Linked DNA regions of Homo sapiens: region 1 is linked to region 2. A link is an interaction called in ENCODE POLR2A ChIA-PET data of the cell type or tissue named here. Cell type or tissue: OCI-LY7. All regions are shown on one strand. Each heading gives the region's core, and the rest is flanking DNA. Links, peaks and the distances in the headings are about the cores only. Region 1 overlaps FBXO38 (F-box protein 38). Region 2 overlaps SPINK13 (serine peptidase inhibitor Kazal type 13).

Region 1 (9,751 bases), core at 1,815-5,814, 120 kb before region 2:
TTGAGTAAAATACAAGGCAGGGTCACCCTTAAAAACTGATTAGAGAAGAAAAGTCTCTGTTTTTCTTTTAGGACCTTTATACAAACTCAGCTTTTAGCACCTCTCTACAGGTCTTCTCTCTAGTGAATACACCAGTAGCCTTCTTTTCGTTTTTGACTTTTATCTTGTTAACTATCGCCATCAATCAAAATACTGTTGGTTTTAAGGGGTTGTTTCATCCCACTGGCTAAATGTAATAAAGTACACTTATACCACACTTGACTGACAAAATGTCTAGAAATGTAGTGTTTACTCTTCATTATATTTCAACAGTATTAACTATAATGTCTGTTTGTTAACAATGGTACTTGATGACTTTCCATTTTATTTTAGAGAGCCAAAGTTAAGTTTTTGGTTTCCAACTATTAATCATCCATTTTGCTAAACCACTATTTTTTTTCTGCAATGAGATGTTTAACACAAAGCACATTCTGTTACGTATTATTTATCTATAGTTAAGTATACACAGAACAACTTTTTTCTTTTAAATATCATCATCTGATGGGTAAATCAATATCCAAGTAATATGTATAAAAGTATTTTTTATATTATAAAGTATTATGTGATAGAGATTAACATTATTAATGCCTAAATTTTTTTTGGAAGCCTCGGCTGTACAAGTTGTAAAACATCACCAAAGAACGCTAGAAATCCCTGTTAACATTTCTAAGAAAGATTCCATACATAAGAGGAGGTATTATTAGCTACATAAAAGTCAAAACAAGCCAGAAAACATGTCTTATCACTCTACTGTCTATTTTAAGAAAGTTTAATGTGCACCAAAAGAAAATGAATACTAGCTATGCTCATGGTTACTTACTGTCCATCAAATACAACAAAGAAAGCAGTTACTGACGAGCATTTTCTTTTTAAAGACTTGCCAGGGAAGTTAAATAAAAGCTTAATGATTATTTTAAGTTGATTTTTAAAAAATATTTAGTAATTAAAGAAAATGAATACCTGATCTCCAACTGTCTTCAACAACATGTTGGATAAGACCTCCAAGGAAAGGAACTCGAACCATTTCTAAGTGTTCCAAGTTTCGGGCAGAGGCTAAGCCTGTTACTAAAGGGACATATTTCAAGGAATTTGTGGGTCCTGGAAAAAAAAAAAAATCTTTGATAGAACAATGTAAAGTGCCTTAAAATGAATTTCAAATCAGTGAAAGACATGTATAACTTATAAACTCTAAGTCTTAAAATGACAGCCAAATTGGCTCTCTGAAATCAGGTTCTTGTTACAAATGAAAGTGTTAGCCTATTAACCATACACTTACTCAGCATAAAGGTTTTTCAGTAACACTGTAGAGATATGTAGTATTCCGTAAATTCTCTAAAGGCTCAATAGTTTTGAACTCAAACTAACTAATGGGAAAAAGTCAAGATAAAAATTTGATCCTTCACTCAAGTAAACAGCTCAATCATTTAATCATCTCTATGACCAGTGTTGCATTAGCTACTATAGAAGATCACAAAAGATATGGTCCTGTCCATCAAAAAACCTGCAGTTGACATGGAGCTAGAACTAACATAAGTAATTATAGAAGGATAAGAAGGCAGACTGCATCAAGTGTAAAAATAAGATCTGCCATACTCCATGAAAAAGAAAAAGAAAGAGGAGAAAAGTAAGTTGGAAAAGGCAGAACCTGAAGAACGCATACAAAAACAGAGGAAGAAAGTGCACATCTCAGGATAACGAAACAATAATACAGCATAAGAGAAGACATTGAGATGGAAAGCTGTATGGCTGACCAGGGAACAATGAATAGTCAAATGTGATGATAAAAGAAGATATATCTTGGAAAGGTGTCAGAATAAGGTTATCAAGAGGGGTCCTGGTTATCATGACCTTAAGCAGAGTAGTTCCCACTTAATGCTCTAGTGCAGCGGTGTCCAATATTTTGACATCACTGGGCCACACTGGAAGAGGAAAAATTGCCTTGGGCCACATTGGAAGAGGAAAAATTGTCTTGATATTAAAGATAGCTGATGAGCAGGAAAGAAAAAGAAGAAGAAGAAGAAAAAGCCTATGCATAAATCTCATAATGTTTTAAGAAAGTTTAAGAATTTGTATTGGGCATCATGTGGGCTGTGGCCAGTGGACCGTGGGTTGAACAAGCTTGCTCTAGGGCAACAGGGACACTAAAGATTTCTGTTTAGAAGGATAATACCATAAAAGCTATGTTTAAGGGAGATTAAGGAAGCCAACTATTTACATGCAGAATGATTCGGAGACCAGAAACAAAGTAAGAAGACTGAAATTTAATAAAACAATCCTAGGAAAAGTAAAAAGTACCCGTAAAAAATAGAGATATTCTGAGTTTTGTTTTTTTTTTTTTGCTGAGGTCAAACACAAATCATCTTTCTAATGTCTTTAAAACAAAAAGTACATTTATCTTCACAAGATGAATATGTTATAAGACATAAATAGTAATAGCATAATATAATTGTATTTACAAATGTAGCTAGAGTTTGCTTCAGGATATTTTTAGAATAACTTATGTTTAATTCCACCATAATTGTGTACCATTACCTGCACAGTTCCTCATGACGAAAGTTCTTAAGCTGATACAAAGGAAGTCTTTAAATGGCTGTGGTTTAGTGAGTCTTACCCACTTCATATAAAGGTGCCTTAGCATTGGGATACAAGGAATTTCAGGAACATTCACCCCTAAAACACAAATATAAAAAAGAACAAACAAGAAAAAAATCACAAAAATATACTATATTTTGCTTATAAGTTCAAGAGTCTATTTTTCATATTAACAGCTTAACCTTCAAGGATTTTTATCCGAACAAATTATACAAAATCTATCAAGTTTGCCTTATTTAAAACAGGCTTACAAAGAACAGTTTACGTAAACCATAAACTGACTTAACTTTTTTAGGAAAGGCCAATGGGAAGATAGAGTTTAAAAAGTATTTCTATGTCTTAGACATGTAAGTCTTTCTCATAATCTTACAACTCTTCTAGGATACGTTTTCCCAGAAGAGGTAAAGTGAAAATGGATTACTGAAAGCAAAACTATAACGATGGAGATGGAACACACAAATTTACTATTTGACTACCAACATCCACTGCCCCCTAGTAGGAGAACTATATTTCTCAGAGCAAAGTCAGCTAGATGGGTTTAAATATGCAAATAGATATCTGGAAGATAGCCAAACACAGAACTTTAAAAGCTGTTTTCTATAAATATATGAATCTTAAGAATTTGTAAATGTGTGGGAGAAGCCAGCCAGCATGGCTCTGAGAAAAGCAGAAACCTGCCAGTCATTTATTTTAGAATTTCAAATTGGTAAAGGTAATTTGATGCATGGGATCCAGGAGTGGCTTAATACTAGGAATCATATCCACAGAGGACCATGACCAGAAGAAGGGAGGTGTAGCGTGAGGTGAAAAAATACAGGAAATATGGATGAAAGAAGATAAAAGCCAAGGAAGGGACACAAATTTATTAAAGAAATCCAAGGATCCAGGATGATGGCATTTAACAAACAGTAGTTGGCAAAACTGTTTAATGCAATTTTTAAATTTGAGACAATAGGAGCTCTGCTAGCAAGAATAACTAGAGAATGTAAAATTGCAGTACTTGAATGGTCAGTTGTTTATAAAGGCTAAATTCTACCAAATGTTCTTATTGTAACCTACAAGGATTACCCCTTAACTTGTTCCTCTCAAAATAGCAGAGTTAAATTTAGTTTGAACTATGCACACACATTGTATAGCAACAAATGGGAAGTAAAATTAAGGATGAGACAAAAGGACAAAAAGCAGAAGTGAGGTACAGATTGAGATGTAAGATGCAGAAGTCACAAAGGTTAAATTTAGCATATATTGTAATACTATGAAGATGGTAGTACTGATTGTACTGATTAGGAAACCCAAGGAAGAAGGGTGAGACAGATGCAGAGAAGACAGTATACCCCAGGCCCAAACCACTTTCTGTCTCAAACAAACTCTATAAACAAAGGACATAACTGCCCATTCTCCTGGTAATGTTTATTTTTATTAATTTACCACACCTCTGCATCACCATAATACAGTGTTAAACTGTTAAATGATTCCCATAAATTAATGCATTTTAATAAAACTTACCCTGTACTTATATTTGCAATGAACTGTGACAGGCATTGTAGAAAATATAAAGATATGGAAATAAGTCTTTGACCTTAAGGAGCTTATATTATAAATTCCAGATATTACAGAATCCTTTTACATCTAAAAATCCAATTTCAAACTAGATATCACTCCCTGATCTTATAAATGAAGGGTTGCTAGAAATCTTTACTCTTCTCCCATAATTGTGTATCTAAGTCTTATTTAAGACCTACTCCTTATCATTCCTGATGCTCTCCCTGTACCACCTGAGTTTCAGAAATTTCCACTTCTTTAGACCATCCCCAATACCTAGAATAATGCTTAAAACACATATACTCTCTCTCTCTCTGTGTATGTGTGTGTATATATACAGAATAAAGTAGTAAACAAATATTAAAGGCCAGCTATATTAACAGGGACCCCCGAATTCCTTTCAGTGGCCTAAGCCAAAGGTGACAAATTTGAGAAAATATTTACACTTTTTACTTAAGTTGAAGTTACTGGTATATAATTTCAAAGAATATTCAGATGGAGAATGTACACTTGTGAAGCAGTATTTCCCTCACACCAGTGGATCTTTAATGGGAAATCGGAATTTTTATACAGATCTTGCAAACATTTATTTTGCAATCATCAATCAACAAAGCCATCTCTAAAATTCTCATTATTCTTTTTCAGTGAATATTCACATTTTATGGCATTTCAAGGAGTTACAAGTGACCCAAGAAACATGTACTCACCAACTAAATGTAAAGTTTGAATTTTGGCTCCTATAGGAATTTTCAGTTTATTTTCAGGAGGAATTGGAAAAGCTCCATTACGATTACGAAATTTCCCCAAAATATGAACATGGGGCATATATGTCCAAATGGATTCTACCAACTCCAAATGAGAAGTTTCCACACCCTAGAAAATAATGCCAAAGCAAGCATAAGAAAAGACTTTAGTTTAGCATCCAAAGCTTTATGTACCACAAGATGCTAAGTACACAATGGAACTTAAAAGTTTGTGACAGATGAGATTTGCATGTGAGTGAACACGTCTATCATTCTTTGGTCTATTATTTCATAAACAGTTGATGCCAAAATGTTCAACCAGGTGCACTCACCACTAAGTTTGGGCATGCCTGCAAAGCTTCTAGGACTCCTGGAATGCTAAAAGCCTCATGGCCCCTTACTCTTCGCCTCTCAAGGTATCGAGGGTGAAGGCCATATAGCTGTTCAACATCTGGCATCTTCTTTAATAGTGTTAGAAAACTGGCATCTGTAAAGCCTGAGAAGTTCAGAAGTATTTAGAGCCAGGTTCATCTTTCTGTTCATTAACATTTACTAGGCACTCGTGATTTTTACCAAAAGTTAAAAAAGACTTCCTCTTCAAATTTCCGTAAAGCTAACACTAAAGCTGAATAAACATAACAGAAAATATACTCCTTTAGTAACAGAGGAAATGAGTCAGAAACTCCACTTAATCTAAGTTAATACTTTATGGAGGAGGCTTTTATTATTGACTTTTTGGTTTTTGTTGCTTTTAAGGCATAGAAATCTTCAACAAAGAACACACTTTTAACCCAGATAACTTGGACCTATTTGGTGGATGGAGTGGGACCACCCACCTGATCACCACCACCCTCCTCCTCCCCCATGGGTACTCTCGTCTGTAAAACCTTCAGGACTCTATAGAACACATAACTAAAAATATAAATAAGATATGATCCTCATCGTTAGGAAGCTCACAGTTCTGACCTAATTCCTATCTCAAATTATTCTATCCATTTTCTAATAATTACTCTGATACTCTGTCATATGTTTAACTATTACTCCCCCGCCATTTTAGACAATTAATTCTTTTGAAAAAGACAGATGCAAGTTAGCTAAGAGAACCAGAGTGATCCAATCTCAGGGTATGCTGTTGATAGGAAGCTATCTATCCAGGAGACCATAGTAGGAATCAACAAGATGGGAACAGAGAGAGGCAGGTTACTTCCACAGCAGGAGCTGTTGGTTAAGTAAGTGGGGAGACAAGTCTCATATAGATCCTATTTTAATCTGTTACAAGGGCTTTTTTATTTTTAATGAAAGTGGTCAGAAAGCCAACTGTCTGCTTATTAATGACAAAGAAAAACATTAACTGTCAAGAACAAAAAGTAGGCCCCAAATATTTAAGTCTTACATACTTTTTTGAAAGTTGTTTTATTTTTAAGTTATCTCATTTAACATGTAAAGTCCAGACATGCTAACTTTAGTGAAGAGTAAGGAGAGACCAGAGATTACTTGGTCTCTAATTATAATAACAGTTCTTATTACTTTCTTGTATAGTAACTTTTAATGACTGAACGATTCAATGTGTTAATCATTTTTTTTCATTTATTCTCACAACCAAATCAGAAAGGTTATCACCCCATATACAAGCATAAAAAATGAAGTTGAGAGAGTTTAAGAGCTTCCAAATGGCAGTGCTGGAATCTAAAACCAAGTGTAACCCCTGCAATGTTTATCCTCTTTTGTCATACATGTTGCCTCCCACGAGAGAAATGGGGAAAGTTCTATCTTCTTTACAGAGATGGAGTGAGAATCCAAAGAGATCATATACGTAAACCATAAAGTACTATTATATAAAGGATCTGAGTTAAATGCCAGATAATAGGCCAAGGTGGCATTAGTGAGCAAGGTTAGTGTGATCTTATCCTAGGCTAGAGACTGTTTGCTTCAACTCTCTTTTACATTCATTGCAAAGATGGGAAGCCTTGGGCTCACAGGTTATTTATCATAGCCTAAAAGTCAGCAACATGCAGTCAAATTCTTCTCTAATTGGTAAGTGGTAGTGATGTTAATGGTAAGACTATATCACATGGGAGTTCTGCCATCCTGTCTTTATATACTGTGTTAATCCCGTCTTCAGAATTCCAGCTGGCCTAACCTTTGCAAAAGTAAATCTAATATAAGGAATAAGACAATCATTTTCACACTGCCCTAATTTTTTTTCTTTCCTGACATACAGGATCATTCTGAAACAAGATGAGATGAGGCTTTTGCCCTTAGAATGGCTTTTATTAAATATCTGAAAGTAACCGTGGTTTGCCTCCCACAAACCTATTAATAAGCTCCAGCCTCAGGTGTTTGCAATGTTCTTTATAAGAAAGTATATATTGATAACTACTATGGCCAGCTGATAAGAGTTACCAACTGATTTGATGACTCTCTTGAAAGGATGCAGCATCCACCTGCACAATTCCAGTATTCCAGAGCTAATCTGTTCTGTTCTATAGAACAGAACAAGACAATTATCTCCTCCAGCCCTTCACTTCTATTAAGGCTTTTTTTTTTATTTTTATTTTTTGGTTCCCCTCTCAGCCTTATCCCATTTTCGAAGTCTCATAATCTGGACATCATAGAAAAAGGATGACTTTAAAAGACAGATTCATAATTGCAAAACAATAGTAACTAAATTTTACCAATTAATGGATTGGCGTTAAGTGAAAAGAAGCCTTAATTGCCTTTTATTTTAACTCTTTCAAGTATGCTTTGCTTAGCTAAAGCCATTAACTTTCTTTTCAGGTGGTCTCTTCAACTGGGAACAATTTGCTGTGGTTAGGAAGCTACTGAGTTCTTCACCTGTAAGGTCAGTCAGTGGCTTATTCGAGAATCTCCAAGACCTACTATAGGTCTTCTAAAGAAATTGGAGTTCTGTGGCCTATTCTACAAAAATGGCAAGTATTTATTTAACTAAAGGGTGCAGTTTAGTTGCAGAGGAAATCTATGATGAAAACTGTTACCATTCACCGGAAAACATGCATCAGACAGTAAAGGACACACAGTGTCTAATGTGATACACATATACTCAATTAACCAAAGGCTCATGTTCTCCAATCACAGATGTGTGGAACAGGCTGATATAGTTACTTAAGGACAGGAAATGAAAAGAGCAGACTATTAAAACAATAAAGCCTCAGGTAAAACGCATTTTACAACCTAAAACCCAACATAAATAATTTAGACAAAATCTTGCCAGCCTACAAGGTGACTTAGATTGCCTTTCTCAAGACAACAAGTAACTTTTTATGAAACCATTGTTACTACTTTCCAGTAGGACACTACTGTACTTCACAGACTAAATCCACTTACCACTTGGCATGTATTCCCACCACCGCCCTGCACAGAGATCTACAACTCTCACAACTCGCAGATATAGGGTCACTGCTTCCTTTAGCTTCCGGGAAAGACATTCCATACACATGATATCCTGCAGAGGGAGGTACCTTTGTGAGAGAAAGAAACTCGTATTTATCAAGTGGATAAGTATTACTTCTCACCAGTAAGTTATTTTTTTTTCCTTCTTCCAATCTCCTACCACTCAAATGAAATAAGATCTTAAGACAGAGATTTAAAGCTACCACACATACGGTCATACAGCTTTTTACTACAAAGGTAAGTCAGCAAATAGTTGAGTATCCAAATAAGGTATTGAGCTCCCTCCACAGGTCATTTGATAAAACCTGCCTTTCTTCTTTTGAGTTTTCATGGACAAAGAAAATCTAAAAACAAACCAGAAAAACAAAGAAAAGAAGAAAAAAAAAAAAACAGTGCTTTTCAAGATGTGATGAGAAAGGAACCTGAGAAAGATCAGAGAGAATTACTCAATTTGAACATGCACAATATTATTTCGTATCTTTTACAGAATCTACTCCTGCAGGGACATTCTGCTCCCTCTCAACTCCACCATCCTGCTCCTGCAAACTCTACTATCTTCTCCATCAACAAATATGTATACTAGTCATATAGTACACAATTTCTTTTCCCATTTTTTTTTTTTTTTTAACCTTTAAGGTCACATACACTGATAAAAGTATTGCGTAAAGTATTAAGACACCTCATGTGAATTACAACTTCCTCTTTTCCATTCTTCTTTATTATCTTTTCCTGAAACTTTCAATTAATCCTGACTTTTGTTCTGTTATATATTCTGAAAGGTCTATTTTTCTCTTAAGACCCCTCCACACATGCCTAGATTAATTAAATGTTTTGAAAAGTTAAAGCTACCTTTACCTACTGAACCTGTATTGCGTCACATTCTACTCATTGTTTCACAACAACCTTAAGAGGTAACTAGCTGGTTCCTGTTTGGCATACAACTCTCTCCCAGTCCTTTATCTCCCCCTCTCTGACCTGCTGTGTTCCCTACCCCTCTCTGGCTGTTAACTTTAGCCAATGAGATGCACCAGCTGGAGGGCTCCAGGTGGCAATGCTGCCTTTCTACTGCTGCTAATCCCCTAGACAAATTCTTCATCATCCCTTACTTGTTCCCTAAACTCCATCTACATCTCTGTAAATAGTCCCTTCATTAAATTATCTTCAAATTCCAGGTAAGTGTATTTTCTGTTATCTGCTGGCACTTCACTGACATAGTATACACTATTATTACTCCATTTTATAAGTGCTGAAATTAGCTCAGAAGAATTAAACCTGCAAAATGTCACATGGCTAGGTAAGAGGGAGAAAGGGTCAGGAATGGCAAACACAGTTTTGTCTGACACTAACTCTTAACAACACTGCTAATTCTAAAAGAAAAGTCCACATATACCTGTTGAATATTTAGCAGATCCATTTATTTTTTC
Region 2 (9,751 bases), core at 2,060-6,059:
AGATGTAGTAACAGGTAATGTTCCAGGGCACAAGGGAGCCAAAGGAAGAGAGTTTCTTCACTTTTTATTCTCTGCAGTCTTCATACATAATAATGATCTCATTCCTCTATATTAGTCAAGATCTTCCCATTATAAGTGACGAATTATAACCAGATTAAACCAAAAAGTAAAATAATTTATTGACTGATTGATATGGTTTGGATTTGTGTCCCCGCCCAAATCTCATGTAGAATTGTAATCCCCAGTGCCAGTTGGAGGTGGGTCCTGGTGGGAGGTGATGGGATCATGTGGGTGGTTTCTCATGGTGTAACGCAATCCACCTTGGTGCTGTCGTCACGATGGTGAGTCCTCATGAGATCTGGTTGTTTCAAGGTGTGTGGCACCTCACCTCTCTCTCTCTCTTCTCCTGCTCCCACCACGTGAGGCACCTCTCTCCCCCTTTGCCTTTTGCCATGATTGGAAACTTCCTGAGGCCTCCCCAGAAGCAGAAGCCCCTATGCTTCCTGCACAGCCTGCAGAACCGTGAGCCAATTAAACTTCTTTTCTTTATAAATTATGCAGTCTCAGGTATTTTTTTTATAGCAGTGAAAGAACGGAGTAATACAATGATATAATTGGAATAGGATGAGATGGAGTGAGCATTAGGTATGCTGGAACTAGGGGATCAAATGATATCAACTCACTCTCTTCTGCTCAAAAACATACGTAATCCCCAAAAATGCTTGGCTCTTCTTCTTCCTTTTATTAACATGTGGCCACTATTCTATCCTAATGAATATGGGCTTTACCCAGGAAATGAGTTAAAAGGCCACAGCTATGTGTATATGTGTATGTGTGTTGGGGGAGGGGGGAGGGGTTGGAGGTCTTAGTTTACCTTTTCTGCTCCAATACCTATCCACTGATGACTTCTAAACTTTTTGTCAGCACCATCCTAATTCTGATTCCCAGATCTAGATATTTAGAGGGCAATTTGGCCTAGATGTCTAATAAGTCATTCAACTACAAAGCAGTCAAAATAGAAGTTGCTATTCTTCTTATGTTTTATCCTTAGTTATTTGTGTTTCTCTTCCATGTTGATGATGATACTATCTTTAAATTCCCCTTGGATCTTCATCAGAGATCAGAATTTATAAGTTGATTGATACATATTCATTAAATATATGTTGAACATGCAAAGTGGAGATGCATCATGTGTAACATAATTTTGTTGTGAGGATTAAATGAAATAACATGAAAAACATTCAGTAAAATGCTTGACATGCATAATTTCACAACCAATGAATGAAGAGGATACAAAAGATATTTTTAAACTTGTGTCTTTTATCCTATAGTTTCTTAAGTGAATTCATAACAAGGAAGAATATGATATTTTTAACACCCAGGGAAAGTCACCTTACCACCAAAACATCCTTTAGTACACTTCAGGTTGTGCCTTGAAGTGTTTGTTTGCATTTGTTAATATAAATGAGAGAAGAGAAGAAAACTTCTCCCACCTCAGGTAAGCCCGTAAATGCAGCTGTCTCTACTGCATCTCAGGGCATTGTTAGATACATATTTTACTTTAGCCTGGAATCCATTTGAAATGAGTTGAGTGTATGAAAAGAATGGCCATGTACATATATATATATATTTATATATAGTTATATATATGGTTATATGTATGGCAATAAACCAATTATTAATAATGTAAAATGTAGTGAGTGATATTACACACCCATCTCTATAAAAGGCATTTTCCCAAACATTCTCTTTAGTGTTTGCAGGAATCCCATACATTAGGTGTAAAAAGTGGCATTAAAGTTAGAGAAGGGGCTACTCAAGGAATGGAAGTCACATATGTGGCAGGAGGAAGTGAACCTAAGCCTCAGTGCTCCATGTCCATCCCTCAGCTCACTGCACCTCAGTGCCACACTTAGCCCTGAGAAAACCTCCTCTGCCCACGGACACTCACTGGGGTAGCATCCTTTACAGTTTTCAAGAACAGACATTATTTTCTGTTAGGGGGAGAGCATTTCCTTCATAAGTAAAATTTATCCACCAGTACTGATCCTAGAGGTGTTGAGTGCCTTGAAAGCTCTCTGTGTCATGAACTCTTAGACTAGAAATGAATCTTAAATTAGAATGGCACAAATGTGTATCACAAACATATAAACATACTCAAGCATACCATGGCTGACATTTAAAATGTCTGGACTAAGAAAATGTGAGGCCAGAGGTTTGGATGAATAAACTACGTGGACATAGAAGCTTCCTAGGACAATGACATGAATGTTGTCAAGAAAGGCTGTGTCTGTTAGAGGCCAAAAGGCCTGAATTACTTATGGGGGTATGACCAGTGTCTAGACAGCAGAGATGAGGCATCGTTAGCGATTCACCTGGCATGTGCCTTAACATTGCTTTTCCAGCAGGGCAGATAAATGATGGCCTGAAAGCTGCCTCAGAAAATCAAGATGATTCCAGTCTTCTCCACAACCCTGGAGGAGAATGGGCATCCCCTATTCTCACTATTCCAAAGTCAAGAGTGTCCTTGGGGGAAACACCCGAGTCAGCAGGGGCAAGGAGGTGCAAGTAGCATTTGGTAAACAACACAAAATATCTGTAGAACGCAGTGGAAATATTCATGAGGGAAGACAGCCATGGAAAGAAGGACTGGGGAGAAGAAGCACAAAATTGTAAGAGAATGTGATATGATTAAGACAAGGCTGCTTGCCAAAACTCCACACAGGCAGCGGTCGAGCTGGTCTTCTATTCTCCTTGGACAAAAAAGGCTCTGTTGTCCTGATTATGAGCTCTCTAATAGAGTATACAGATTTTGAACCTTTCTTTTTGCAGAAGATGACTTTCTGTAACCATGCAATATATATTCAACTTGTAAGTAGTTAACTTTTTAAAAAATTTGGATGTTCTTTATTTCTTTATCTTGTCTGATTGCTCTAGCTAGGACTTTCAGCACTATGTCCAATAACAGTGGTGAAAGTGGGCATCCTTGTCTTGTTCCAGACTTAGAGGAAAGGCTTTTAGTTTTTCCCTGTTCAGTATGATACTAGTGGTGGGTCTCTCATATATGACTTTTATTATGTTGAAGTTAGATGTTAACATTTTATGTATATTAAAAAATGTCTGGGCTTGGATGCCTATACTGCCTTTGTAACCAGGGAAAAGGCTCTGGTTTCCAATACAAATAGGCTTTAGGAAAGGATCTTTGCAAAAGTGAAAAATCTAGGGAGTCTGTTTTCCTTTGATACATTGTTCTTTAATTTATCATTTGGCTTATCTCAGAGAACAGAAAACATGATGCCAACCGTGTAAGAGAAGAGGAAATGTATTATTACCTATAAAAGAAAAGTCAAAGAGTAGATCTAATTTAGGCATGGCATGGCTGGAGACAGAAAATCGATGCCATCAGAATATATTTTCCCTGTATCTCTTGTTTCTGTTTGCTCTGCTCTTTAACTTCATTCTTAAACGGGCTCCCATTTGTTCTTACAAGATTGCTGCCTGTGGCTCTGAGGAAACACATTACAGGAAAAAAGACTGATAATCTTTCTCTTAGGATTTCTAAGTAAGGACCAGAATATCAATGGATCTGTTTTACGTCATGTGCTGTTGCCTGCACTAATGTCTGTGACCAAGGGACTTCCATTGGTAGATGTGCATAGGCCCAGATTATGTGTTCCACCCCAGATCATGATGAAGTTAACACAAATGAAGACACAACCTTGAGGGTTGGGGTAATCACAAAAAGATAATTGAATTTTAGTTTCTAGAATATAGATGACTGGATATAGAGACATCAGCAAAACATGCCTACTCTATTTGACTTTTTTAATCATTAGTTCCCATACTAGCTACTAACAACACTCATTGTTATTGCCAGAATATTTCTACTATCTGATGTAAACCTATAGTGGATTTTCAAATCCCAATCTTGCTAACAAATGGAGGAGCCATAGTGTATTTCATCAGGATATTCAATATATATAAGGCTAGATACCAGTAAAGTGGATGACTTACTATTTTGTATAAACAAAACAGTAAGTGGAACCAAGAAAAATTTAAAGCCACTATGGCCAGAGACACTGATAGTGAATGTGACCCAAAATTATAGTTAATCAGTGGCAAAATTGAGGGCAAAATTCATGTCTCCTTATTTCCATACCAGTGTCCTTTCTTTCTTTGAGTAGGAATCATCCAGTAGCCTAATACTCTTCCTCTCTCCATGGTATTTTACTTCTCCAACCACAGAAAGTATAACATCCATTTGTGAACGGTGAAAAGTAGCACTAGACCTGAGTAACTCAGTGATTCCTTCCTTTGGACTCTGTCTTTTGTAGGAAGGATATTTTCTCTTTTGCTCCATGTCTTTTAATTATATTAGTGGGGTAGGGTTTAATTCTGCAGATAGGCCTGCAATTGGTGGTAAGTATAATTTTAGGTAGTGTTAAGCCCAACTGGTGAAGAGAATTTAAACTACCCAAAATGGGAGTAAGATGACTTAAAACAATCAATACACAGAAATGAATATCAGCTCTTTTGTTGTTTATTTGTAACAAATGTGATATTTGGTTCTTGTCAGTTTGATTCCTTCATTTTTGTCTCTCATTTTGTTCGACATTTAAGTACAGCATAGGGATGTTATTTAATTTACATTCTCACACTCTAAAAGAAATACTATTCTGAATTAAGTAGAAAAAGAATAAGCAAGTGTAGTTACTCTGGTACCCATTAATCACATTTTCCATATTTTTCAAATTTTATACGATAATGAAATTCCCTAAAGAGAAGAGAAAAAAAGAAGATTAGTATCATAAGGAAAGTGAACATTGGTATTGAATGTACTTTTCCTTATCTTCTAAAAGAGGTCCTGAAAAGGGAGCTGCTTTTAAATTCCCTTTACATCCTTCTTTTTTTTTTTCATTTTTGTTTGTTACCACTATAATTTGTACATTCTTTCTCCATGTCTTGATTATTCAAAAGGTGTCCTATGACATTTTTTATGTAGAGTTTTTCATCCCCTAACCCATTCCCATCTCAATACCTTTCCATTCAACATAGAAATACCAGATTTTTTTTTACCAAGAGGTAAAAGATAACCACAGCAATAATGCTATGCATAATTCACGCAATTTGCTCTGTGCTCAAATTTTTCACTGTTTTCACACTGTCCATTGATTGTAGTCTATTCCCCTTACTTGGGTATTTATGTTTCACAAAAGACTAGCCTCTGCATTATTTTCCATCTTTACATATTACTATTCTCTAAATACATAATGTTCCTTTCAGCATCATATTTGTATTACATCTCTAAAGACACTGCACACTTATTTGATTCCAAGTGTTTTCCCAAACAGTTGGCACTGTGTAGATTGAACAATCCATTTTCTTTTTTGTGTTCCATTTCTTTAAAACTCCTTTAGCCCTCTCGTTCTTCAAGAGACTTCCCACACCAACCCCTATAATCAGGTTCACCTTTGATATATATCTAATGCACTTATTTGGTTCAGGAATTGCAAACATAAATGCTTGGAGCCTAGTGGGTAATATAAGTAAGTGATGTGAGCCACTTCCATCACAAAAGAGAGAGGAAGAACTATGGTTGTTTGGAACACATGATCTCCATTTGAACAGGGAGCTACTAGGAGGCAGCTGTTGCTTATTTATTGCCTGAGAAATCCTTGCTTAGTATCACTAAGCAAGTTTGAAATCTGCATTTGTGGGTAAATTCTATCAATGATTTCAAAACGTATTAAAACATCATTTTTGTCCAACAAAACCAAGGTTGCTTTCTATTCTCATCAACTTTGCATGCATATGTTCTTTTTGTCAAATAAGACCACAAGCTTTTTAAGAGTATGGACTGTTTCATGTAATGTTCTCTTTTCCTAGCATATATTACCAGAGTGCTAGGCTGAGTAGGCTTGAGGGATTCATTAAGGACAGAGAATATGACTCTATAAATTCTAGCCAAGTCTTGGATTCATCATTGTTTTTCAAAGATTTTACGTTGTTCACAAGTGGCAGATATCTCTGAGAGCAGTGAGTCCAATTTGCCAGGGCTTTTTCCTCAAAACACTGCCAAGAGCAGAGACCAAGGAATTACCCTTCTCCTCCTATTGTTCAAAAGAGCATTAGGACTATTCTTCTTGCCCCGAGATATAGAAATGGCATGAAAATTAAGTTTATACATTCAGGTCATATGGAGAATTAAGCAAATATGCATGTCACTGCACCATTCCTGCCATTGGAATTAATTTTCTGTGTTCCAGAATAAGATATGTTTGATATGAACTGTGCTCCTATTGGCTACAATGTTACTGAACGGTTTTTAACTATTTTAACCAGCAGGGCTCTTCATTTATTCTTAGACTGAGAAATAAAAACTAGAGTGGTCACAGTACATCTCTCAGAGTTACAAGGTAGAAAGGAAGGAAAGAAGGAAAGAGGGAGAGAGGGAGGAAGGAAGGAAGGAAGGAAGGAATTACTACACCAGGAATTATTACCAGCTTCTGGAGGATGACCTAGAAGCCCAAGGAAGGAAGAAAGAAGGTAGGAAGGAAAAATGGAAGGAAGGAAGGAAAGGAAGGGAAGGAGGGAGGGAGGAAAGAAGGAAGGAAGGAAAGAAGGAAGGAATTGATGAAGGAAGAGAGGAAGGAAAGGGAGGGAGGGAGGAAGGAAGGAAAGAAGGGATTGTTTCTTTAACCTCATCCCCATTTTTGCCAAGGAGATCTGAGGCCTGATCTTTGAGCTGCTAACACCATTCCGTGAGGTTACAGCCTCCTCACATTTCCTAGATGAGCCTGAAAGGAATCTTAGAATGATCTTTGTGGGAAGTTGTGAAGTAATAGTCCGGCAGATCACGGCCCACATTGTGTGTCTGTTTGAATCTATGTGATTTTCCAGAGGCCAGGGCATTATCAGCAAGACCCTCTTACACTGCTCTTTTTAGTAGTGTGTGTACAAACACCACAGAGTATAACAGAAATATTACATGGAAGAGCTACAAAGACATTTCCAAGTCTCTTTTCTGACTATCTCATTTCTAAGAAATCAACAGTAACCGCATTAGGAAGGAAGGATAATGTAACTTAATTATTCTATATAGTCTGGTATCTCGTTCATCTTTTAATGAGAACAGTAGAGCCAACAGTAGAGACCTGGTTAACTTACATTTTTACATTTACATTCTTTTTCTTTAAAGGACATTTCAATTATCCTCTGAAATGGAATAATCCTCATTGAAAGCATGATACTAGAAGCTCATGAGGATTATTTTCAAAGAAAGCTGTGCAGAAGAGTTGGCTCAGCAGGCTTGGCATGCTCAAACCAGCTCCTGGGAGATAACCTACGAGCCCTTGGAATAGTCTGTGCAATAGGGTATGTTTGTATATCCAGGACCTGGGTCTGCCAAAGAGTTTATGCTAGCCATGAAATTTATAATGAACACCTGTTGTTGTTTACCTAGGGTCCTGGAGCACTCCATATCAGTTTGATCTCTGGCTGGGGAGGAGCTGGAGATTAAGTATTTAAGATCAGCCATGTAGGTATTCTGTGCCTACCTGACTGACCCCCATTAAAGAGTCTGAACACCAAGTCTTGGGTGAGCTTCCCTGGTAAGCAATACTTCATGTGTGTTGTCATGGTAGCAGGGAGAATTAAGTATCGCTTCTGTGAGTCCACTGGGAGAAGACAGCTGGAAACTTGTGCCTGCTCTCTCGGGGACTCCACCTCATGCATCTTTGGTCTTTGCTGATTTTAATTTGTATCCTTTCATTATAATAAACTGTTACCATGAATATAACAGCTTTTCTGAGTTTTATGAGTCCTCCTGAATCCTCAAGCCTGAAGATAGTCTTGGGGAACCTCAACAGAGAAGATCTCACAGGTCATGAAGAAGTTAACTGACAAGACACAGGGCTGATTTGTGAAAACAATTTTGAATGGAGCTAAATATACATTGTAAGGAATATTATTAATTCTTTAGTCTAAATTTCCTACTGAATTTATTTGAAAGGCAAAAACAATATGAAAAGTTGACTGTCAATTTTTATGCATGTAAGACCACCCTTTGCTACTCGTGTGTGTATCTATACCTGCATCTATGTTTATACGTTTGTCTATGGCTATAGCTGCATCTGCATCTTTTTCTACATCTCTTAATAGCTACCAAACACTGATAGGTGCTATTCATAGGTTTGTCAATGTGACATATAAAAAAAGTTCAGTGTTTTTTTTAAATAACTAGATTTCCATTTATTGCTTGAATATAATCTACAGATTACCTACAAATATAATCTCTGTACAGTTCTCCCAGAACATTATGTAAGCCTTTTTTCTTTTTTAAATGATTCAACTTTGAATACTAACTAAATTCTAGGAGACTTTCTTCACTCTCTCTGTAGTCTGTCCCCAGTTTTTGTAAATAATGAGGCTATTTTTTTAAAAAAAGTATGCATCAGTAAAACCCAATTCCTTGACTATGTTTCTTTGAAATTTCTGTGAAGAAGTAGAGGGAAAAAATAATGGCATTTTATTCTGAACTTACCTCTGTTCAACACAAAAGAAACACTCATTCTGGAAAGTGTGGCCATTTGAGGCACAAACAGGTGCTGTCACATTGGGGCAGTCTGCATTGTAATCAGGGTCCAGTGGGATATACATTTTACATCGGGGCTGCAAATACATGACACCATAAAGTGACAAATAATACACTCTCTCCCATCTATTTCTTCCTGTCACTTCTGCCCCACTTAAAAAATAATATTAAATCATACCAGTCAATTGATCTTATCAAGGATTCACTGTTCTGTGGCCTTCTGTCAGGCCAGTTTCTTTTTCTGATTGTAGTGTCCCCACCCATCCTATCATCTCTTCAAGTCATAACCATTTTAATATCCCTGTTTAACCTTCATGTTTCAGTTCCAGTAGGATGTTTATGAGTGGAGATACTTATGTGTTTGTGAACTTCTAGAGGACAGACCTCAAGTGTCATTGGTCAGAATAAGGATTTTGTATTAAAACTTATTAAAACTGCAGGCAAGATAGCTGAATAGGAACAGCTCTGGTCTGCAGCTCCCAGTGAGACCAATGCAGAAGGTGGGTGATTTCTGCATTTCCAACTGAGGTACCTGACTTATCTCACTGGAACTGGTTAGACAGTGGGTACAGCCCACGGAGGGTAAACAGAAGCAGAGTGGGGCGCCACCTCACCCGGGAAGTGCAATGGGTCAGGGAACTCCCTCCCCAGCCAAGGGAAGCCATGAGAGACTGTGCTGTGAAGGACAGAGCTATCCAGCCCAGATACTATGCTTTTCCCACAGTCTTCGCAACCTGCAGACCAGGAGATTCCCTCAGGTCCCTACACCACCAGGGCCCTGGGTTTCAAGCACAAAACTGGGTGCCCATTTGGGCAGACACTGAGCTAATTGCAGGAGTTTTTTTTTTCATACCCCAGGGGTGCTTGGAATGCCAGGGAGACAGAACTGTTCACTCACCTGGAAAGGGGGCTGAAGCCAGGGAGCCAAGTGGTCTTGCTCAGCAGGTCCCATCCCCACAGAGCCCAGCAAGCTAAGATCCACTGGCTTGAAATTCTTGCTGCCAGCACAGCAGTCGGAGGTCGACCTGGGACACTCAAGCTTGGTGGGGGGAGGGGCGTCCGCCATTACTGAGGCTTGAGTAGGTGGTTTTCCCCTCACAGTGTAAACAAAGCCACTGGGAAGTTCCGACTGGGTGGAGCCCACTGCAGCTCAGCAAA

Evidence for each region. Peaks named below come from ENCODE experiments on the same cell type or tissue, not always from the same donor. Only the 100,000 strongest peaks of a DNase experiment are listed, where the experiment ranks them.
Region 1: POLR2A ChIA-PET joins it to region 2 with 5 read pairs; 2 of 35 experiments call an interaction of 5 or more read pairs at or near these places.

The regions. Positions count from the first base shown.
Region 1 is chr5:148,397,643-148,407,393 of GRCh38, reverse strand. FBXO38 (F-box protein 38) reads right to left here. Exons shown (of 22, transcript NM_205836.3): 3 at 8,262-8,395; 4 at 5,249-5,412; 5 at 4,881-5,046; 6 at 2,572-2,709; 7 at 1,000-1,137. Among named protein-coding and RNA genes, the nearest start is that of FBXO38, 19 kb to the right of the region's middle. In OCI-LY7, for the core only: no CTCF peak of the experiment used is centred there; a DNase peak (open chromatin) is centred at 3,823; H3K4me3 peaks cover 778 bases; H3K27ac peaks cover 1,580 bases.
Region 2 is chr5:148,281,023-148,290,773 of GRCh38, reverse strand. SPINK13 (serine peptidase inhibitor Kazal type 13) reads right to left here. Exons shown (of 5, transcript NM_001040129.3): 4 at 8,543-8,670; 5 at 4,519-4,774. The coding sequence ends at 4,726. It overlaps FBXO38-DT (FBXO38 divergent transcript), which reads left to right. Exons shown (of 5, transcript NR_105057.1): 4 at 1-522. Among named protein-coding and RNA genes, the nearest start is that of SPINK13, 17 kb to the right of the region's middle. In OCI-LY7, for the core only: no CTCF peak of the experiment used is centred there; no DNase peak of the experiment used is centred there.